3 separate regions of the Mus musculus genome follow, and regions 1 and 3 are each linked to region 2. A link is a loop called in an ENCODE intact Hi-C map of the cell type or tissue named here. Cell type or tissue: gastrocnemius. All regions are shown on one strand.

Region 1 (8,000 bases), 85 kb after region 2:
GCTTCCGACGCCTCGGTTTTGCACTCCTGCCTCTGAACGGAGCTTGTCCCGGTACTTGCCAGGTCCCGGGCCTCGTGGTCTCCTAGATCGCTCAGGAAGTGCTTGGTGGCTGGACCTTGTTTCATTATGGGTTCTACTTGTTCCCTGGAACTTCCAGAAATCTCAGACGTCCCCTCCTCCAAACAAGACGAGATCACCGACCCCGGCTCTAACTTCTTCAGCCTCTGCTGCAATCGGGAAATTTCAGTAGCCATCTTTGCATTTTCCTTCACTGCATGCTCGTGAGCTCTCTGCAGGCTGATGAGGACATCTCCGTTTTCTTCCAATAGCTGCTCGCCTTGCTGAAGCAGGGACATGGCTCCATCTCCTTCTGCCTCCTCCCCTGCCGTTGCCTGGCAGCCACCCTGAAGCATCAAGAGAGATGCTGCCTGCTGCATGTCCTTGACTGTATTCTGAAGCCTGCAGATTTCTGTGCTCATCTCCGCCTTCTCTTGATCTGCTCTCTCAAGGCTTGCTCTGTGGGCGCTCTCCAGGGCGGCAAGCTTGCCCGTCATTTCTCGCCTCTCTTGCTCATGCTCAACCCGGAGCCTTTCGAGCTGCTGGCTGGCCAGCTGCTCAGAGACCCCCGTCTGGCATAGCGCCTGCCCTTGGTCCCTCAGTTCTCTCTCCTGACTTCTCTTCAGCTCAAGTATCTGGCCAGACAGGAGGCCATGCTGGCTCTCAGATGCGTTCTGTAGGTCTTTCAGGTCTTGCAGCAGCTGCTTTCTTTCCGTGCTCAGGATATTCAAACGGTCCTTGTATGTCCTCTCCAGTATCTCCTGTTCCTGCTTCATGGCCGCAGCGGTCGCCCTCTCCCTCTGGAGCGCCTCCTTCAGCTGCTCCTGGGCATCTGTGCACTCTTGTGTAAGCTCATCCTTCTCAAACTCCCACTGAGACCTTTCCTCCAGGTGCTGGTCCAAGAGGTCCCTCAGCTCCTGGCGGTGGCGAACCTCGAGGCTTTGCAGAGTTTGTTCACAGTGCTCAGTGACTTTCTCACAGTCAGCCTGGCACTGGGCTTCTATCTGAGAGACTCTTCTATTACACTCTGTTTCCATTTCTTCCCTAAATGTGGTCAACAGACAGCATTACTGAGACTGCTGCCAACTCCGGAAGCAAACCCAACATTTTCCCATACAAAAAGGAGGCTGCCGGGCAGACAATGGGACCACTTCCTACAATGCTCTGGTTCCTAGGCCATTCGTGTGTTCGGGGAGAGGCTCTTTCTTCTGGGGACCAGGAATCCAGGAAACTTATCTTTCTCTGAAGCAGGGGGAGCTTACGAAACCAAATCCTTTAATAGGCTTCCTGAATGTACTTATGTGGTTTAATGATGCCTTATACTGGCATTTCACATTGAATGACCAAAGACATAGTGACCTCACTCCTCAGCTGGGAAATATTTTGAAAGAGGCACCATAGGATTTCAGCTGCATAAAACAGGCACATTAATAACTCTCTTCTGTTTTTGCTTAATTAACAAAAGAGCTCTGCATTAAACAGGGTGGGAAACTCGAAATCTCTCAGTTATACCTGGGATTTCACACAAGGACAGTAAACACAATATGCCATTTCGTAAAGGGGAATAAATATGAGTATTCCAAATCCAGTGTACGAATGGGTTTCCTCAGAGAGCATCAGACAGCATTGCAGTAGAAAGGATCTGGTCCTCATCTGAGCACAGGAAGACAGTAAGTGTCACGCAGGGACAGTTCCTCTGACTGCCTGTCTTCCCTCCCTCTCCCACATACATACACACCAGAACAGTTCCAATGACCAAAGGAGACTTCCTGGTGAACAAGACAAAACTAGTTTGATTAACTTTGAAAGAACCTACTCAAATCCATGGGCTGCTCTGCTCTGCTCCCCCAACCCCGATCCCGTTTTCCAGTCCTCCCTGGCTGACAGGAACTCCGGAGAAAGAGTGTCCAGTAGTTCACGGTCCCCTCATTTTCTTACCTTCCCTCCTGGAGTTCCCTTCGGTGATGTTCCGAGAGCTCTTCCCTCAGCTCTTCTTTCTCTAGAGCATGCTTCTCCTCCAGGCTCAGCAGCTGCTCCTGGTAAGATTGCTCCAAGCCTCTCACCTTCTCCTCAGTCCAGGCAGCCTGGGCGAGTCCCTCTCTCTCCTGGCGAAAGCTCTCCGCTGCCTGCTGCAGCCTGGCCTGGAGCTCCCTCTCATGCTCCTGCCGCAGCTCCTCCTGGAGCTGAGCCTTTTCCTCATCGAACGCCATTTGCAGTTGTCTCTTTTCCTCCTCGTGCCTGCAGCTGGCCTTGTGGTGGGCCTCCCTCAGCACGGCTGCCTGCCCTTCCAGGTCTGCAATCTCACTCCGAAGCTCGCTGACTCGCTTCTCCAAGGTGTGCACTCCCTGCTCATACTTCTGCTTCATGGCTGCCTGCTCCTGTTCAGAGGCGACCCTGGTATCATCCAGCTGCTTTTCATAGTGGCGCACCTAGAACCGGACAGTGAAACCACGGGATGACTGGGTTCTGTGATATGGGGAAGGGGTATGGGTGCAACAGGTGCTTCTGTCCCAAAGGACACTCTCGTTTTCTCGTTCTCATTGAAAGTGCAAACTTAGCTCAAAATTACCTGAAGTAAAATACTAAGTGAAGCCAGGTCTATCTTTATTGACTTAGGTATGTGAGTGTTCATATATGTACATGTAGGTGTGTAGGCGCGCGCACGTGTGTGTATGTGTAGGCAAGAGGACAACCAACCACAGTGCCATTCCTGAAGCACCAACCACGTCTTTTTTTTTTTTTTTTTTTTTTTTTTTTTTTTTTTTTTTAAGATAGGTCTTTCACTACTAGCTCAGAACAAACCAAACAGGCTAGGCTGGCTGGCCATCGAGCTCCTGGCTATCACTGAACTAACAATTTCTTCTCCAACTTTGTGTTTCATACGGCATTCTGCGTGCCTTCCTTACAGAGTTCAAGAAACATCTGAAGACTTAAAACACATATTTTACGATCCTAAGGCTGTAGTAGGGAAGTGGGAAGGTGAAAGGGGCACCCGTGGGGATCTGCTCAGTGGAGTCATAACAAGAGAAGCAGAGGCTGGGGAGCGGCACTGAGTAAAGAGGACCTGGGCTCCATCCCTCAAATCCACATAAACTGGGCATGGTGGCTCTTACCTGTGATGTCAGTGTCGGGGGGCAGAGGATCCCTGGGCAAGCCAATTAGCTAGACCAATGGGGGAGCCGTGTATACACACATGTAACCATGCATACACAAGTATACATACATACACATATGACCAGTACACACGTGACCATGCATACACATATAACCAAGCATACACATACGACCGCGCATACACAAAATATGCATACACACATGACCATGCATATACAAGTATCCATACATACACACATGCCCATGTATACACACATGACCATGCATACATAAGTATCCATACATACACACATGACCATGCATACACACACTTAAGTAGGCATACACATGAACATGTATACACATGTAGCCATGAATACACACATAAACATGCAAACACAATATAACCATTACATACACATCTAACCATGCATACACGTGAACATGCATACACATATAACCATACATAAAAAGAAAACCAAAAACATGGTGAAGGTGAATGGAAGCCACATAGTGCAGGACTGAGAGGCCAAGGATTAGAGCTTGTATCTAATCTAGGAAGCGATTCTACATCAAAGAAAGGGTTGGTTGTTTTTTTTTTTTTTCAATTGAGTTATTTTTTAACAAGTTAAAAACACCATAATTAGTGTATTACAATATGAGGGACTAAGCACACATCACATTCTGGAGAGACTAGAGAACAGGCCTTGACTTCAGCCTGAGGAAATGGGTTCCTGGCAGCCTCTGAACTCCAGAAGAAATGCACAGGAAGTGCTGGTCTGAGAGGAGAAGGCAGCAGGTCCGCCCACACGCTGACAAGACTCAGGGTCAGACTGGGACTCAGGACTCACTTTGTCTTCCAGCTCCAGTCTCAGGTGACACAGGTCCCGGTGGTGCTGCTCCTTCATCTGCTCGATGACCAGCTCTGCCTCAATGCTCATATTCAGGGGGTTGCACTCTTCAGATCCAGGCCCTGAAAGCACACAGAACCCACCGAGCCTGCCTCAGGCCCACTCACTGGCATACTCTGGCATCTGGCAAGGGGGCATGGCTTCACTAAGGACTCCTTTTCAGCCTCGTTTCCCAGCTGTGAAGTGCTTGGGAACAATGGGATCCACCACATTCAAGCATCAGGGCAACAAGAGGAAGCAGGTAAGGAGATCCTTCTAAACATGGGCAGCACGCCAAGCCTTAGTTGAATCCGCCTTTTTGAATGATAAATGGGTGTGTGTGGAATATGTTGAACATGAGCTCTCAGCTGGAGAGATGGCTCAGTGGTTAAGAGCATCGACTGCACTTCCGAAGGTCCTGAGTTCAAATGCCAGCAACCACATGGTGGCTCACACCCATCCGTAACAAGATCTGATGCCCTCTTCTGGTGCATCTGAAGACAGCTACAGTGTACTTAGATATAATGATAAATAAATCTTTAAAAAAAAGAAAAAGGGCTATGTGCTGGGGAAACAGCATGAGGGAGTTTGGTCAAACTAACCAACTTCTTGTCTGACTTCTTGTCTATCCAGAAAGTACCCAGTGACAAGTTCAGAGGGATGATGTAAGTGGCTAGCACCGCTACTGCTCTGTATTATGGGGCTAACTTCAGGGGCCAAGATGCCAGTCCATCCCTCAATACTGTTTTAGTTGTTTTACCAGGTGTCTACGTTATTTTCATCCAGACGGGTCAGGGGCATGGGTGCAGGCAACTGAGAGGAGTCTCAATGCCTTCATAGGGTTCACCTCTCCCACTGCCCACAATAAGCACCAAGGGAAAACTGAAATCATGAGCAGAAGTCGAGGGCTGATCTAGCACAAGGTCAAGTATATTCCCTGCTAGGCAGAGATCTCTTAGGGCAGGGAGACTCAAAAAATACTTTTCTCATCTGGAGATACACAGGCAGATGGAGAACTGTTCATGAGCAGAGTTCTAACACCCAGGATGGACAGGCCTGCCTTGGGCTTTCTCCTCACATATTTTGGCCCATCCCCCCACCCCGTCCAAGATGGCAGAAGTTTCTTGGAACAGTCTTCAGGTGGAAGAGCTGCACCTGGTGAATCAAGGATCAGAGAGAAGGACTCAGAACTTCTGACACCTCCTCCTGGATCACTCCTGCTGATCCCACAGTAGAGAGGGGAGGGAAGGGAAAAGCTACCTTCTTAATGACCAAAGGGAAGGGAGACGGCATGAGGAACAGCAGAGCACACAGGAACCTTGCTCAAATTAAAACCCAATGTACAGAGGAAAGGGGCAGGAGGGACCCAGGCAAGGAGCTGGATTGCATGGTGGCCCCCAGGCAGGCCCACCCAAGAGCCTCACTCCTCCTTATCTCCCTCAAAGCCACAGGCTTGAGCTCTTAACTAACTTGCTGCTCTGACAGAGGCAAATAAGGCACTTAGCCCAGGCAGCCTATGAAAATCAGCTACGGGTTCTGTGGTGTGTAACTGGCTATAACTTCCAAACCATCTTCATACCAAGCGGCCATGGTGCGGGAGGGAAGAATCAGCAATATCAGAATCACAAATACTTTTTGTAAAGAATTCAAGGACAAATGGAAAAAAAAAAAAAAACCCAGCCACAAGTGACGTTGCTCAATAAATGAGACTGCCAAAGTCTCTCCCTCCCTGAACTCCAGGATGCCAGTGTTCTGCAGTGCTCCACCCAGCCACTGTAGCACAAACTAGGTCAAACGCAGACGTCAAAAAGATTGTGTGCAAATGTGTTTACCTTGGTCGGGCTCAATACCACCACTGTGACCGTCGAGTTCTTCTGACAGCGAGTTCTTCAAGGGGAGTCTGAGCACCCTGCCTTGAGCCTGGTATTCTTCTAGTTCAGACTGAAGCTCATCCACTTGGTCTTGTAATAGCTGGAGTTTAAAAAAAAAAAAAACACCAGTCTTACACGCGGCACCAAGAAAGCACCAAGAAAAACAGAGCGGATAAAAGCAAAGAAAGAGCCCGTCTCGCTCACACACAGGATCTGAGTTTGGTTCCCAGCACCCATGTCAGGTGGACCACAATCACCCGGGACTCCCAGTCCAGGGGATCTCATTCCTTCCCGTGGCCTCTGTGGGACTGCACTCATGTGCAGAAACAACACAGACAAAGACATAAACATAATAAAAAATTTTTAAAAATTTAAAGTAAAGAGACTATGTAATTGGAGGACAGTTTGGTTAATTATCAGATAAGGGACTTGTAACTAGAATTTATAAAGATTATTAGAAATCAAATTCAAGGAATTCAACTTAAAAGTGGACAAAGGCTATATCAGAAAGTTCATCAAAGAAGATATACAAACAACCAATTAGAAGCTACAGGGGGAATGATAAAATCCTATGATAGGATATGACCACAGCTGTAAATGAAGATGTGGTGGGTGAGGACATGCATGTGGTAGGAAATTAACATAGAAAATAAGCTTGCAGGAGCTCTGCCAATCCCTAGAAGTTAAACATTGGTTTAGCTTGTGGTTCAGCAGAAAGCCTCCTGGTATAAACCCCAAGAGAAATATAGTATATGCCCCCACAAAAATCTGCTTAGGACCATTATTCATGATAGCCCCTAAAAACCCAAATGTCTATTAGCTGATTTCAAAATGCCGCATATCTATACGATGGGACTTTATTCAGCCACGGGAAGGAACAGAAAACAGATACATACAACACCATGATGAACCAGGACACTATCACCAAGTGAAAAGAGCCCTTCGCAAAAGACCAGTTGTTAGCTGAGAGAAAATAGACCAGTGGTTGCCTGTGCTGCGTTAGGGGTAAAGAGAGAGTGGGGATGGGGATTGGAGGAGGGGGAGACATGGGAAGGGGGGTGGGGATGGGGAAAGGATGGGCAGGACAAACTGGGCGGGGTGGAGGGATGATGCCGAGATGGGGATGGGGACAATAGGAGACGCTGGCTGAAGTAGAGCACGGTTTTCTCGGGGTGATGACATCACTCGAATTGTGTTGTGGTCAGGGCTCAGCGATCAGTTAGGGAAGCTAATTTTGGGGTAAGAACATCAATACAGCCACATTAATTCTTCACTCAGCAAAAAATTAGAGAGTCCTCTATGTAGTAGCAAGATAAGGTAGACCAGAATGGAATTGGCTTGATTGCTTACAGCCCAGGACACTGAGTCATATTAACAGCTAGTTTACGCATGTGCTCTGTATGTCCCTGGCTTTGGTCTAAGCACTTTACACAATGTTTCTCAGAAGCTCTGCAGCTGCCTACTGGGTGCCTTTAAGCACTGTGCTTAAAGGAAGTTTCCTTCTATAGATTTCAGTGGCCTGACAAGCCCAGGCATTGCTGAGGCTGGGATTTGAACCCAGGCCCTCCAGTGTTGCTTAGTTCTCATGAGCCACGCACGCACCCTGCACTGTTGCTCATATTCATTTCTCATCTGCGCCAGCCTCTCCTCTTGAAGAAAGAACTCAGCACTGCTGGGATCGAGGTCACCAAACTAGAAAGGACGGAAAAAAAAACAAAAAAACAAAGATGTCATTATTCCCAAGGGCCCTTCTTTGACCTATCACATTCCAAAGATCCCAGCTTCTGGGGGTCATCCAAGCTCCCAAATATGACAAGAATGAGGCACTGAAGCAGAGACACCACCAATCAGAAGCGGAGGAAACTACTCAGCTAGTGTTCAGCTAGGGGAGGGAGCCCATCTCAGCGCCAAGCAACGCTTGCTTCCCTCTCAGCCACCATCCTCAGTCACACCCTGAGAAGTTCCTCCCGGCACCCAAACAGTTCCCTCATAAAAATGTTCTTGGCATTGCTTCTGCTCTTTTGGGCGAGTGGCATCTTGGGCAGCTCACCAGGAAATCGGAAGCAGGTAGACTTACCTTTTCTGCTAA
Region 2 (8,000 bases):
CCTTGGGAGACAGAAGCAGGCAGATCCCTTGAGTTGGAGGCAAGCCTGGTCTACAGAGCTAGTTACAGGATATCCAGGGCTACACAGAAACCCTGTCTCGAAAAACACCAGCAGAAATCATAAAACGCCTTTATTATATAAGGCAGTATACTAGCCACATTTAGTGGTTAATCCTCGTGGATATGGAGGCAACTAGTTCAGACTGATGATGACAGGAATCAGCCTGTGAGAAATGCATCAAGTAATTCTGTCATGCAAACATCGCTACGTATGTACATATACCTAGATGTTTAGTCAGTCCCTCAACTTGTCTTCTTGATGCAATCAAAATACATAAATGCAGAGAGTATCAAGCTGTAGTTAGCATAACACAAAATACTATGTTACTGTACCGAACTTTTTTAATAAAGTAGAAATGGGCTCTAAAATACTGTTGAGAGAAGTGTAGTAAATATAATCATTTATTATGAAAATTCTGCACTGCATGAATTGTATACGTTATACTTTAAGCAATAGCAGTTGAATAGGCTGTTCATAGTAACTGTGCTCTGACTGACAACACAGTTCTGGCTGCAGTGTCTCGAGGTGGTGGAAGTGTAGCCCACCCCTTAGTCCATCACTCTTAGGAAGCATTCTGGTGTACTCCAAGAAAAGGCATGGACACAGTTGTTAATTTACTCCATATTACATAAACAGAAGCCTCTCTTTCTGACAGGTTTGTGGTGGTGATAAACCATTTTTGGCCCCTAACGACCTGCAAAGCAAGCACCTGCAGCTAAAAGAAGAATCTGTGAAGTTATTCCGAGGCGTGAAGAAGATGGGCGGGGAAGAGTTCAGCCGGCGTTACCTGCAGCAGCTGGAGAGTGAAATAGATGAACTCTACATCCAGTATATTAAGCACAATGACAGCAAAAATATCTTCCATGCTGCTCGAACCCCAGCCACACTGTTCGTTGTCATCTTTATCACATACGTGATTGCTGGTGTGACTGGATTCATTGGTTTGGACATCATAGCTAGCCTGTGCAACATGATCATGGGACTGACGCTTATCACCCTCTGCACCTGGGCATATATCCGCTACTCTGGCGAATATCGAGAGCTGGGTGCTGTAATCGACCAGGTAGCTGCAGCTTTGTGGGACCAGGTGAGAGTACCTTCAGGTTTGCACATGCTGTGTAATTAGTGTTGCATTCACTATTAGAAATATACAGGTGAACATGACTTGGGCCCATTCTTTAAAACTTTACAGTATACCAAGATTTGAGCAACTAACTAAGTCCTACACAACTGCTTTCTAGTTAACATTTTAGTATTTAAAACATACATACATTAACAGCATTTTTACTCTCTGATTCTAAAATATTACCGTGTGAGAAGTTAATAGTGTTAGTAGTGTCTGACAGTCATTTAGCTGTCGTGACCTTGAGTTAAACTTAACTTAGCCCTTGACTAGCACTGGCTTGGTGAGGGGCATATGTGAACCACAATCATTTGGTTATATGTCATTCCCTTTAAGTATCAGATTACTTCAGACTGTAATTGACCTATACTTCTGCACTAAGCTGCAGCATGAGCCAGTGGTCAGCCTCTGACGTAGCTGCCTGTGGGCCAGCTGCTGGCTCTGCTGGTCTAGTTAGCTTCAGCTGAGGGAGTCAGGACCACCATGGCATGGTGGTCAAATAACTAAGGACAGGAAAGACAGTGGGAATATATAAGAAAGAAAGACAGTAACTTACTACTGTCCCAGAGTCTCTTCAGTTACTTAGTGAGAAGTTAGGGAAATTAAAGGAGCCCATACAACTTTATGTTTTAAGCTTTTGACCATTGTGATCTAGAGGTAGCTGACAGTATGCAGTGTGAGGAGCACACCTGTCTGTACTCTGTAATAGAAGGGTAACTAATGAGTTGTGTGCTTTGAGGACTCAAGCTGAAATAACACTGCCTCCCAAACTACTCACTCTCTTGTCAGCGCTCATGCACACAAGGCTAAAGATGGGTTACCTGTGTAAACCTCAACACCTTCCTAGAACACACTGCTAAAACTTATCTGAAATGCAGAATTGGGTTCTTTAAAATATTCTGATAAAATACGGAATCTAAACTTAAAAATCTTCAGGAGTATTTTTTCTTAATGCTTATAATTGATATTGCAAATGAAGTTGAAAATTATGAATTAAGCAAGATATAACATTTTCCTTTTAAAATTCCCTTTGCTACAGGGAAGCACAAATGAGGTAAGCTAACATTTTTTAATTAACAGATATATTATTTGTAAATATGATATTCCTATTTTATAACTGACTAGGTATTAAAGGATATTTTAGAGCATAATCTTAGAAAATATTCTCTAAAATGTAAATTTGGCCGGGCGGTGGTGGCGCACGCCTTTGATCCCAGCACTTGGGAGGCAGGCGGATTTCTGAGTTCGAGGCCAGCCTGGTCTACAAAGTGAGTTCCAGGACAGCCAGGGCTATACAGAGAAACCCTGTCTCGAAAAATAAAAAAATAAAAATAAAATGTAAATTTGTATGAACTTTTAACATATTCCAAATATTATGTAGGACTTAATTTGAACAAAAGTGTCATTAAAGGGTGTTTGATTTTAGTTCTGTGTAGACAAGGTTCATGTTTTCAGCTCAATGTTGTAGTATTTAGTTTCCCCATATTGGTCAAATAGTGGACAAGCAGAAACACAGGAGCAAAGGTTTGGTTGGCTTAGTATGAGAAGAGACCGTGGCAGCGGCCGGCAGGGAGCAGGGAAAGATGGATGCTTGCGCTCAGCACGTTTGCTCCTTTTATTCAGTCTGAGGCCACAGCCCATGGGATAAGTAGTCTTCCCCACACTCGGGGTGGATGTTCTTGACCTAGTTGATCTTTCTGGAAACATCTGTATAATCATACCTAGAGGTGCTTCCATAGTGACTCTAAATCCCGTAAGGCTGACGGTGAAGACCGACCGTCACAGGTATCCCCTGCAGTTCTGCAGTGAAACCAAGCAGGAGTACAATCTGAGTAGATTCCATCAAAGACGTGATTTAGTAAACTAACTTCACTAGAAGAACAAATCAAACTTCAGCTTGTACATAAACCTTGGGCAGGGGAACTTAATACCTGAAGAGAACTGGAATTAAGCTCTGTACACTAGGAGCAGCAGCATGCCAGAACTAGGGTGACACCGTGCTGTACTGACCACGTTTACATATCTGAACATGGCACTAACCATATTTAGTGTTAGGAAAACAGCTATAGGGGCTGGAGAGATGACACAGTGGGTAACAGCATTGGCTCATCTTCCAGAGGTCCTGAGTTCAATTCCCAGCACCCACATGGCAGCTCACAACTGTCTGTAACTGTAGTCCTGTGGGATTCAATGCCGCCTTCTGCTGTGCAGGCATACATGCAGACAAAGCATCCATATATGAAGTACACGAATGAATAAATCCTCTTTAGGGAAACACCTATGCAGAATCACAGAAGGTTTTTGAGAATAGCTAAGTAGATAATAAGCTTTTACCCAGTTCTTCAAAATATTCAAAACTACACACTCCAGAATACATGAGTCGGAATTGGGTGTTCAGTATGTGACAGAGGGATAACTCTTCTACACTAGCTGAGGGGAGAAACAAAGATACTTAGGAGTACCCAAAAATGTGAAATATGTAAATATGTGAATGCATGCTGTAGTGGCACGTGTCTGTAATCCCAGTACTCAGGAGGTGGAGGAAGCAGGATCATAAATTTGAAGCTAACCTGGATCACACAGTGAAACTTGTAAGAAAGGCCCTAAAATTCTTTGGATTCAAACACCTTTAAAGTAATACGAGGGATAATCAGGAGGTCACGTCAGTGGTGAAAGGCTTTTTGAGGTGGTGGCTCTGAATGAGTCTGCGCAGTCAGAACCGAGTAGTGGAGACACTGCCGGGGAGCACACGAAATAAGAGAGCCCAGCTGGGCACGGAGAGGGAGCCTTTAGCTGACCTAGCACACCCGTAACATAGAAAAGTAGCCAGTTCTGGAAGATACATTACAGCAGGAGGTTACAGATCTATGCTGTCTAAAACTGGCAGTACTTCACGGTGAGATGCCCACATATCCGTCTGGGACATGGAAAGCTGCTGGGCTGGGCTATATTCTAGGAGATGTTTAAGATAAAGGAGGTTCGGTCAGAGAGTAAAACCTTGATAAGCTTAACCACCAGCACAGGCCGTGGGCCTGAAACTGTTCTACATTTTAAGATAGTAGGAACTGCTGTTTGTTTTACATGTGTGTGAGTATTCAGCTGCACGTCAAGTCTGTGTACCATGTACATGCAGACCCAGTGGAGGCCAGAAGAGGGCATCAGATCCCTTGGGGTTGGGATTACTGGTTACAGTTAGGAACCATCACGTGGGTGTTAGGAATTGAATCCAACTCCTCTGAAGAGCAGCCAGTGCTCAAACCAGCTAGGCCATCTCTTCAGCCCCCACCAGTCAGTGTTTGAGAGAGTGATGATATAAAGATGTATCAATTTGGGACTGAGAAGAGGGCTCAGTGGGTAAATCACTTGCCACCCAAGGCTGAGGACCTGAGTTCAGATCTACTCAAATGCCAGGTGGATGTGGTGGCCCATCCATAATCCCTCTGCTTAGAAGACATGCGATTCTTGGGGCAAGCTTGGTGGCTAGACTAGCCAAACTGGTGAGAGACTCTGCCTCATATATAATGTGGAGAGCATTAAAGGAAGATGCCCAACAACCTCTGGCCTCCACATACACCCACACACACAAACACATGCATGCACACCGTATACAAAAATGTATTTGAAAAGTATGACTTCAGCATGCTGAATTTTATATAGTACTATAAGCTAAAAAGGAAATGAGACCTGTGTGTCTTCTAACCCTGGTTCTTATATTCTAGGCGTTATACAAGCTTTACAGTGCAGCAGCAACCCACAGACACCTGTGTCACCAAGCTTTCCCTGCACCCAAGTCAGAGCCTACTCAACAACCGGAAAAGAAGAAAATTTAATCTAAAAACATGCAGGTGCATGACCGTTTGTCAGCTAACTATCAAAGCTTTTGTTTCCATGCAAACATGCAAAGTGCTTCCTTTAGAGTGAAACCCAAACACCCGACCGAGGACTCGGACAGTTTACTTCTTTACTCCAGTGTTTAATGAGCAGATGTATGTATGCATGGTTATTTGTCAATGTGCAGTTTCCTCATTTCTGTCTTTAAATATGCTATTATCATTTCAGGTATTTGTAAATTTGAGGATAGATTTGTTCTGCTTGACTTTTCTAAGTTCTACTACTGGGTTATAATTAAATATTGTGTAGTATTACTCTGGGTTTGGATATGCTCATTTGATTTCTATAGAAAATTTAAGTTATTTTACATAGCTATTTGTTAAAGCACAGTATAACTTGGCAGGCTTGATTTTAATCTATATAATATTATACATACCACAGGCTCTTACCTTGAAACATATTTGAGAGCTTAAAAGTTGCTTTACCAAAAACTATACATTGTTTCTTTTATATCTTTATGAATATAGAATGTAAATCTCTTGATCAAAAATGCACAAAAATTGTTTTGTACATGTGTTTGAGTTTCACTGCACTGTATATTTTTTCATTTGGTACACCACAAATGTATTCTTCATAGGTTTATTCTTTTAATATGTGAACTATTAAACTTTACTGTTTCCTAACATTAAACCAAATGCTCACTGGCTCTAGAACTACTTGGGAGGTCTGGTGTGGCATGAAAGGTCTATTCTGCCTCAGTTCAAGGTGCATTTTCTTTCTGATACCATTTCAAGACAAGACTGGGTGCTCAAGGTGGTGTGAGCATACACTATTTCTGATCCCACTTCAAACTTAAATATACATCTTAAATACAAGCTAATTGTATTAGGTACTTTCCAGTTCTTTGATTTTAAAAAAAGTTTATTTACTCCTTAGACAAGATTTTACTATGCAGCTCAAGCTGTCTTTCAACTTGTGATGGCCCTGCCCACCTCCCAAATTAGAAACATGTTGCTACCTGTAGCATCCTTCCAGTTCATGTAAACCAGGGAGTCTATATTTCTTTTTGTGTGTTGGGGAGGGGGGTGTGTGCAGTGGGGGCGGTGGTGGTTCAAGACAGGGTTTCTCCGTGTAGCCCTGGTTGTCCTGGAACTTGCTCTGTAAACCAGGCTGGCCTCGAACTCACAGAAATCCACCTGCCTCTGCCTCCCAAGTGCTGGGATTAAAGGTATGTACTACCACCACCACCTGGCTATAATATATTTCTAATAACTGAAATCTTTAGTGGAATTTTGTTAACGAAACTAAACCCTTTAGAGGAAAATAAATCAGAGGAGAGACTAGTAATGGAAGAATGGTAATGCCTCATCTACCCGGGAGCCCAAGCAGACATTTTTAACTGTCTCAGAAATGGTGAACAGAAAGTAAGAGAGACAGAAGAATGTGTGTAAGCTTACAAGCTGAACAGAAGTTTACACTTCTTTACAGACAGCTGGCCGTATGCGCACTAATTCTCTTCCCCTGATAATGTCCCAGTAGCCATATTTTAGCTTCAGCTTCTCTTTTCATTATAGGCTTGTGGGCCTTCTGAACAGAATGATAAAGCATAACAAGTATAAAGCATCAAACATTAGACTAAATATACCAAAACATGCATTCAAGGACCAGACAGTTTCCACAAAAATATATTTAATAACTTGTTATATAAAATCAAATGCGAAATTTTATCAATAATTCAAAGTCACTTCTAACATGGAGTGCTTATACTTAGGAAAAGAACTAATATATATACATATTCACAACATTTGTAAGCACAACTGAAGAGCTATGAAGCTCAAGAATTCTAGATTTACAGCTGGAAGTTCCATAAGTTTATCTGTAATCAAGTGTTCAGCACTAATTATGAACAACTATTAAACCCAAAGCAAGAAAAATAGGAAGGAATGACAGCCTGTTTCTACACCTTTATGACAAATACTTCTCAAAGATAAAAAAGGCAATATAAAATTTACTTAAGTGACCAAGATTGCTTATTGGATCCCTGATTGTCGTTTTTGGCAACTTAGCCCACCCTGATGGAAGGCAGTATTCTATGTGGTCAGGAAGCCTGTGCTGTGTCTCAGAGCCATGCTAACTGTACTTATGTGCTCTGCCTCAAAGGAAGGAAGCCGTATTAGCAACAGTTGCGCACTAAGAGGCATGTATTTATTATAGTCCTGTATTTCTGAATGTATTCCTCAAAGACTTCATCTTTCTCCTTCAAAGGTGTTCCTTACATTGGGGGTCGGGGGACTGAGGGGGCGGGGGGGAGATGACCACACACGTACAAGCTTGTTACAATAAAGGTTCCAAGTCCTGTTTTGTATTTTGAACTATACCTATGGTAATAGTCAAACCATCTCATTCCAGAAAACACTTGACACCACACGTAGCAACTGATCACAGATGTACTCTCATCCTCTTCTGTTTCCTAAACAAGAAGGGTGTGTCCATAAAAAGTCAGAGAGTGACGGTTTCCTATTTAATGCCTGTTTATGCTGATAATCTCTTCCTGTACTACTTTTTGTCCAGAGTCTCCAGCAGTTTCCTAATACAGCATTTGGTAGCATATGCCATATTGGCTTTTTAAATGATAAAACTTTCTTGGTTCAATAAAAGAAAAAAAATTGATAACAAAATATATGTAAAACTAGAATTTTATACTTCCAAATAGTAAGTTACCTTTATTAACCAAAGAACTTGTTTGCAGTCATTTATCTGAAAATATTTTAAAGCTCTTATAAACTTGGCTTGTGATAAGTTAACTTAAGAACGTCTTGCCATGCTGCTGGGCATACCACTGCTGCCTCTGCTTGCGGTTTTCCAACTCAGTGAGAAGAGCCTGTCTGTAGGCCTCGTACAACTTCACAATCTGCTCCAGTTCCTTCATGAAGAGCAACTTCAGCATTCCCTGGTACGTGTCCAGGTCAGCCAGCTGGAAGAGCTC
Region 3 (8,000 bases), 55 kb after region 2:
TCAGGATCTTCTGATAGGCATAGTAGTGCAAACCCAGTGTGAACTGCTGGAGCACAGACAGTGTAATGAACTTGGTAGAGGGAGCTCTGTGCTGGTGGGTCTCGATAGTTGGGTCCCAAAGAGTCATGGTGGAATGGAAATGGCTCAAGATTTCCTCACAGTCATGTCACTTCTCAGCCTGACTTGTCTTGTGTCCCTTCCCAAACACAGCGGTTTACTTTTCTCTTGTACCCCTTGTAAAGTGACGCTCTAATTTCTCCCCTTTACCCTTGATAGCCAATGTTTTCCACAGTACGAAATTCGTAAGTTCAGATATATGAGGTATCAAAAGGTCAGAAGCACGGAATTCTTGACCTGTATTAAACAAACAGTAAAAACTCTTCATAAGTAGGAGAGGTTTTTAACTCTACAGTCAAGGCCTTTACAGATAATTAAGTGCACTAAAACGTAGAAGTAAAAAGTCTATGGCTGTTAATATATAAGACAAAAAAGGTTGTGTGGTTTACACATCTCTGGCCAAGCCTTCTCTGAACAGAACTGCAGCCAGCCGATTAATTCAAAGAGACTAAAGTATTGTAAGCCGAATGATGTCAGTACACAGTTCTTAGGCCAGGCAGCAAGTAGTTCAGGAAGACAGTTTAAAAATCATTCCCTGAGCTTTTGATACAAACTCAAAGGTATGTCACGAACTCCAAGGCTTGGGAGAGACGAAACTACGTCCACCACGCTCCACGTGATCTTCTTCCAAGAGTGGCTTTTTACTCCAAAGTGGTCGGTCTGTCCGTAGGCTCACTATAGTTCAGTAATGTTACGAGTACAGTTTTAACAATTTTTTAGAAGACAGGGTCCCAAACAAAAGCTTTAGGAGGAGGAGAAAGGGCTGTTTAAAGAAAGTAAAGCTTTATCCTTAGTTAAGAGTGCAGCTGAGTAAGTTCTGAATCTGTTGTACAGCAAGAGTAGGAAGAATGGCATCAGAAGTCAGAGTTTTATAGAACTTGGACTTCTCTGATCTCGGTGGCTAGCTACTGGGTGGCTAGCTACTGGCCAAGCCTTCTCTGAACACAACTGCAGTCAGCCGATTAATTCAAAGAGACTAAAGTATTGTAAGCCGAATGATTTCAGTACTTAAATGTTTTCAAAAACAATTATAATAATAACCACTTTAGTTAGATATCAAACTTAAAAAGAACCTGGATTGCATACACCGATAATAGCAGTTTTAAAACATTAAAAACTAGGACTTGAAGGTCCTTAACTTAATTTCATTCTTGGTAGCTATCCAGAACATACTGTAAAAGTTCAGTGCTTATGAGTAATTTAAATAGTGAAATTTAAATAGTGATTTGTGAAATTCCAATAAGCACCCATTTGGAGCCTCCAATTCCATTGCTGGCAGACTTCGGGTAGGCTTGATTTCAAGCCGCTGAAAATTTTTGGTTAGAGGGTTCGGAGAGCCTATTAAGACGTTCCAATAGTGTCAGGAAAGCGCACAAATGCAAGTGCGCCCTTTGGTGTGCATCCTTTGGGCTGGCTATGACCTCAGAGGAGGCATAGAAGTCAGTGGTGCTGGTGCCAGGTTCCTGACGATGGTACTGAGGCTGGCAATCTTCTCTTCTAGGAGGAAATTTCTCTTTTCTGCTGTCTTCTGGCGCTGTTCAGTCATCTCCAGAGCTTTCAACAACTGGGCATTTTCGACATACAAATCCTTCACCACGGCATCTGTTTTTGTGTTCTTGCAGAGCTAGGACAGAACCAGAAACATCTTGATTCCATTTCTGTTAACCAGTCCCAATTTAAAACAGGGGAAGTTACTTAATAACGGCAGATCAGTTCTGCTAGCTGTGCACTTTGTAATAGTAATTTTTACCAGTGTATATGCAAACAGAAATGTGGATTCATTCTGTTTGTATTCCCAAATATCAAGTCTGATACTAAAGCCATACTACAAAACAAAGAGTAGATTATTTTTTAAGGGCTCCAAAATGAATTTTTTCCCACCTAAATATGTGCTATTCCTTTATTCATCTTTAAAAAAATACCAAAAATGCTTGTCCAACATAGCATTTTGAGATGACAACTGCATTAACATCCGCTCTTAACAAATGTGCTTCACTACTCAACACTACAACCTGTAATATTTATAAATACAACAAGATGTCTCAACATGTAGCTCAGGAATCGTTTTGGCAATTGCTTCCCTTAACCCCATTTTCCTCTCTTCTCTACCAACCCCTCCCACAAAGGTATACCCTCTCTTATAGTTAAGAGTATTGAGAGGGCACATTTGTTAGCCAAACTTGGTACCTTAATTCTTGCTTCTGTCCCTGCCTTCAATCTTCTTTCCCACATCTTATACTCCTCATTGTATAGCAGACTCAAGCAGGTAACACAATAACGAGTGGCTACAGAATGGCTGGTTTATGACCATTTCTAGGGTCATAACAATTTAGGCAACGGCAGGTATAGTACACCTGAGAACTTACTTGTGACTGAAATGTCATAACTCACCATTCCTTCCTTCCCCCAATTCTCTTTCAACTAAGACATTTCAATGACCCTTCATTGCCTAGAGGACAAGATTCAAAAACTATTAGGCATAGAAATAAATGCTTTCTCCTTAGCGGATTCTCCTCTCCTTTCTAGTCTCTTCTCTTAGGACAGCATGGGCTAGCAGTGGCTTGCATTTATAGACGCGCACACCCTGTGTGTTTTCCCCATTCTGTGAAGCTACTGCAGCCTAGACTGCCTCCCTATATCTGCCTACCCAGCTCTCTAGATTCGCTTTAAGAAGCCTTCAGGAAGCTCTCTTTAGGCTTCTAGATCTTGTGATCCCATACTGAAAATAGAGTTATCTCTTGTTTATTTTTAAAGCTTCCATCTGGAGAAATTCTTGGCTTCTTGTAGGCATGCTAGAATTTACATTCCACATGCCCAGGGCCTTCACTTTGTTGACAGCTGAGTCTCTAGTGCCCAGAACAGGATGTGACACGTAGCAACTTGTGCTGGCCACAGGAACACACAAAGGATTGCCTGGACAAATGCTCACAAATGGGTTTTTCCGCCCGACTCCTCTGTTTAAGATACAGAGCAAAGGAACATTTCTGCATGCACCTGTTCTTGCATGCATCTGCTCTTGCATGCATCTGCATTCAGACCTCTCTCCTGGAATTGATGCTCTTAGGTTTTATGAATTTACAAAACCAGGGTTGGCAAATTCCGCTCTGTACCCAACCAGTTTGTCTCAGTCTCAGTTTTCTGGGAGGCGGTCACGTTTGACAAGGGGGGGCTTCTTTTTTGCATACACAGGTAGTTTTTAAACAGAGTGGTCATGTCTGTAATTAGCAGGTAAAAAGATCAAGTTGTTTAACAGTCTAGAACCAGGAGTTCAGACCCCACACAAAGCATATCCTTTTGGAGCCTGGTGATAGCCATAAGATACTTAAAATATTTGTTTGCTTGATTATTTAATGTGTGTGTGTGGGGGGGGGGCATGCGTATATATGTGTGTGGAAGTCAGAGGACAACTTATGGGAACTGATTCTCTCATTCTACCACATATGGTCCAGATATTGAACTCAGGCTGTCGGGCTTGGGGGCAAAACATCTCATCAGCCCAAGGTACAGGGAACAGGAAAGCCAGTGTTACACTTATTACCCAATTTAAAAAACCAAATGTATCCTTTTCTGTTTACTTAGAGATGTATATTTCATATCTTGGATTAAAAAAAAATCTGTATTTGGTTTGAGCCACTGAACTTCATTAGGAACACTTTGGGTAAGAGTTTCTGTTAGCAGATATATATTTATAAAATTGTGGACAACTGTATATGGCCTCAGTGGAGTTTTGGAAAAAAAAAATGTGGAATGCAGAATTCCTATTTTGAGGCTTATATGAAAGTGATTCCTAAGTTTTCTAGACATCTCCAGCAGAATTAACATGTATTAACAACACAAATTAATAGCAATACAAAGATGCAAAATCTGAAGTTAAGACTGGAATGTTGAGGCTAGAGAGATAGCTCAGCCAATAAAGTGATAAAATGAGAAAGGCAGTTCCCAGATTAAAAAACTGGATATAGCGAGTGGTTCACGGAGGGAATCCCTGTGCTGAGGAAGAGATGGGTCTAGCCTAATCAGAGAGACCCAGGTCCTCTAAACAACACTGGACAGCTCCCAAGGACTAATACCTGAGGTTGTGTGTGCATGCACGCACACACACACACACGCGCACACACACGCACGCACGCACACACACACACGCACACACATGCACGCACATACACACACACACACACGCACACACAGAGTCTGTATACAAACTGGAATGTCAGGACAAATAGAAGTGACAGAGGCTTACTTGTTCTTTGAGCTGGTTTACTTTTTCTTGAAGAAGTCTCTTCACCAGCTTTAGTTTTTGTTCAACTTCTATCATTCGTTCTTCCATGAGATTTACAAGGTGTTCCTGGTTTCCCTAACGAGAAGAGGGAGAAAGAAGTGTATTATCATTTGAAAATCATGCCAACTAGAGGTACTGGTAATGACTCTCCCCATAGGAGACACGGAGAGGCCAGCCGGTGCTTTCCTTCATAACCAGAGGATAGGTTTCTGATGTAATGGGAGTTCTAGGTACTGCACACATGGACAATACCTTAGAAAAGTAGCATTATCATAGAGGAATCCAGGAAGAGACCAGGCTCTTACCTTGGCTCATCATCCCCTGAGGTCAATTCTTAAACTCCCAACTGAAACCCATGTGCACTTTTAACATAGTGGCTATTCAAAGTAAATTAAAACAGGGGACCGACTTTCCACTGTGAGTTGTGTCTTTGTGATCCTGTAGGCCTCTGAACACTGCAAACACTGGGTTATTTGGGGTTGCCTCATGCTTCCCATCAGCTGCAGCACACATCTCTCATTCTCCTTTGAAATGACTGGTGACCATCCAAGGATTGGTTCTTTTCTTCATCATACTGAACTTCTTCCTGCCAGTTACCCGACTCATCTGATTCCCAGTGACTTGTCAATGTAAAGCAAACATTGGACTAGAGGATTCATTTACCATCAGAGCAGGTTAGAGGTGAAAACATCTCCTCACAGACATTCAAACCTAGATAAAACCACAGGACAGGAAGAGGCGTGGCCTTTCCTCTCCTCCTCCTACAACAAGGGTGGGAGTGAGGAGACTTGAGTTGAGGAAGCAAAGTGACCTTGAGAGAGACGACACTGCTCATACCCTCACTTATAAAAATGCCTACACCAGGAATTTCACATTTTAGGAGGTACTTCAAGTCCTTGAGATTATTATCAATTATTATTATTGTGGTTCAGGTGTTAGCGATTGGGTAATAGCTAAGTATTTTTTAAAAGACATATTTTGAAAAGAATGGAGGCTGCTCAAACCTGAGCTGAAATATGACTGATGCTTGCTTCAGAAAACAAAACAGAAAACCACAGTAGCAGGTAATTCAACAGACACTGAGTGCTACAAAGGAGAAGGCAGAAGAAAAACAAAGAAGACAGTCATACATTTAAATTTTATTTTATTGTTGCATCAAAATTTCCCTTTTTTCTGTCAAAAGTATGATACATCTTATACAAAACAGTATAAATAACCCTGATTTTCTTCAAATTCCATATATAAAAGTAGTACCTTCTTTTAAAAATAATTAACAACATATGGAATTAGAAAATATATAGAATATATCCTTTCAAGACTCTTAAATCCACTCTTTAAACCATATAAATAAGCTGATTTGTAGCAAGCAGAAGTTTGTGACTGAATCACAAAGTCTTTCATGTCTACATAAGTAAGAGACAATACTGTGAAGGCTTTAACAGTGATGGTAACAGTCAAATATTTTAAAAGAGCACTTGATTCCAACATGTCCCAGCTCATGTCTGTGTGCGGTGTGCATGTACGTGTGTGCATGTGTGCATTTAAGACTCTGTCGTGGTAACAAATGCCATCAACAGCAGCCCAGTTTTCAGAGGTGCCCAATCCTTCTGCAGGAATCTGCATGCACAGCTCGCTGCTCCAGTAGCAAAGCCTAGGGAAAGAAGGCAGTGGGATACTTCACCCTGGTGTCAAGGTTAGGGGGGGGGTCAAGTCCACACACTTACAATACAAACACATTCCTGCAAGCACACACAGTCACACTCCACGTGCAAGCAAAGCAACACAAAGGCAGACGAAACTCCTCACTCTGTTCACAGGCACCGTGCAGATTTGTATAATGTGCAGTTTTCTGAAAATTAGAGTCAGCTCAGCAGCCAGAAAAAGAAAAAAGCCTAGAAGCCATTCTACTGCATAACAAACAAGCTCTTCTCTGGCTGAAGGATTTTCTTAATAGTTTCTGTCTAATACTGGAGTTATTGGCATAGGTTTTTTTTTTCTTTTGTAATTCTCAAATATTGATGAGCAGACTAGGAAAAGCATACTTTACAAAACAGTGCGTCTGGGAGAGCAATGAGTACATCTTAGCCACATCACTAGGGGAGCCTTTCAAAAACAGGACAAGGCTTCAGATTTCGACTACACAACGAAGCGCTGAAGCTTCCCTTTCGTACTGAGCCATAGCCGTTTTTATTATAAAATGCCACCCCAATGCTGGGAGTGGAGGTGGTCTGTGGCAAGCAGGAGCAGAGCTTGAGCCGTCCACCCTGACAATCACCTTAAAAGCTGACTCTAATAACGGGAGGTGAGGATGGCACACAGAACGCGGCTACAACGTGGCCTGTTAGAGCAAGCACATAAAGACTTCTGGAGGTTTTGTTAAGAAGAATGAGCGGATGGCACGGCTCGGCTCAGCACGGCTCGACACAGCACGGTATGGGACAGCGTGGCACAACATGGCACAGCACGGCACAGCACAACACAGCTATCTACCAATAAGAGGAGAGAGCAGAGTGGACCATGCAGCCTCCTAAGCTAAGGTGACTGGCAAAGCTCCTCTGAGGGGATTAAGAAACTGGAAAACTTCTTATCAAATATTAACTGGGCCTTAAGCATTTCTAAACTAGAAAGAATTGACAAAGGAGACATTTTATTTTTATTTCTCACTAGTAATTATATGGGTAAGAATAAATTTGGGAAAAATGGAGATTATGTACTAAGGAGGAATAACTATTTGCAGCTTAAGTGTTTTTTTGAATTTGATTCTTTGAAATATTGAGTGAAATGAACTAGGTAACTAAGAACAGGGTGCTAACGAACTGCATATTCTATATCATTGGTTATAAAGAACCCCTGCCTGTGACTTCTCAGACCTTGGCGGGCCACACCGCATGGGAGAACTGAGACTGTCTGTCAGCAGAGATACCTACCCCAGGATTGAGCTTGTGACAAGACTGTTGGGCCAACTATGTACTATACACAAGTAACCCTGATCCTCCGTCATATGCAAGTGTGCAAAGGAGGCCCAGCATATAGACCTGCTGACTTATAAGCAGAGAGCTTGGAAGGAAACTGTAAAACCAAAGCAAGTGTGGCCCTGCAGTTCTGTGGGCACGTACTCATGGGGACAGAACAATGGTGGGACATGGGGTTCTTCATCCCCACCTTTGGACCGGTTTATTTTTCAAACGAAGGTAAAGGGGACGGGAGAAGAACACTCTGTACCTGTGGTGTGTTGGTTTCGGAGGTTCTGTTTTCGAGCTCCTCCTGCAGGTGCTGGCTTCTCTTTTCTGCCTGCAGCAGCTGCTGTTGAAGCTGCAGAAACTGCTCCCTGGGCACCATCGGACAGGCTTGCTGCTGGAGCAACTGCAGATCCCAGTGAGAGGATGGGCTACGCGTCACAGTGGACCTCAGGGGCTGCATCTGAGGGACAAGGACAAAGCTTGGTCAGTGGAGGGCCTTCTACCAAGGAAGGTGCTAAGCAGCGAGTACTGAGCCCAGGATCCATCCCTTCATGGCTTCGTAGTCCCTGGTCCCTTAAACAGGACAAAGCCTGGTGGAAGTGTGTGGGAAGAACCCTTTTGTTGCTCCCTGGAGATAACTCCAT

Evidence for each region. Peaks named below come from ENCODE experiments on the same cell type or tissue, not always from the same donor. Only the 100,000 strongest peaks of a DNase experiment are listed, where the experiment ranks them.
Region 1: it touches region 2 in a loop (2.7-fold over the local background); 6 of 42 quality-filtered maps call a loop at or near these places.
Region 3: a loop joins it to region 2, with 2.4 times the contacts of the local background. A loop is called at or near these places in 2 of 42 quality-filtered maps.

The regions. Positions count from the first base shown.
Region 1 is chr12:70,043,152-70,051,151 of GRCm38, forward strand. It overlaps Nin (ninein), which reads right to left. Exons shown (of 29, transcript NM_001081453.1): 11 at 7,989-8,000; 12 at 7,514-7,603; 13 at 5,873-6,011; 14 at 4,002-4,123; 15 at 1,996-2,486; 16 at 1-1,101. Among named protein-coding and RNA genes, the nearest start is that of Gm23579, 52 kb to the left of the region's middle. In gastrocnemius, a CTCF peak has its summit at 4,521 (motif pointing left); DNase peaks (open chromatin) are centred at 422 and 578; H3K4me3 peaks cover 167 bases; H3K27ac peaks cover 4,078 bases.
Region 2 is chr12:69,958,326-69,966,325 of GRCm38, forward strand. Atl1 (atlastin GTPase 1) reads left to right here. Exons shown (of 15, transcript NM_178628.5): 13 at 716-1,147; 14 at 2,223-2,237; 15 at 4,903-5,760. The coding sequence ends at 5,013. Sav1 (salvador family WW domain containing 1) reads right to left here. Exons shown (of 5, transcript NM_022028.2): 5 at 6,687-8,000. The coding sequence ends at 7,815. It also overlaps the pseudogene Gm3086. Among named protein-coding and RNA genes, the nearest start is that of Gm52003, 10 kb to the right of the region's middle. In gastrocnemius, a CTCF peak has its summit at 4,328 (motif pointing right); a DNase peak (open chromatin) is centred at 4,344; H3K27ac peaks cover 2,186 bases.
Region 3 is chr12:70,013,216-70,021,215 of GRCm38, forward strand. It overlaps Nin (ninein), which reads right to left. Exons shown (of 29, transcript NM_001081453.1): 27 at 7,619-7,816; 28 at 4,358-4,471; 29 at 1-1,741. The coding sequence ends at 1,532. Among named protein-coding and RNA genes, the nearest start is that of Gm23579, 22 kb to the left of the region's middle. In gastrocnemius, no CTCF peak of the experiment used is centred here; no DNase peak of the experiment used is centred here; H3K27ac peaks cover 2,945 bases.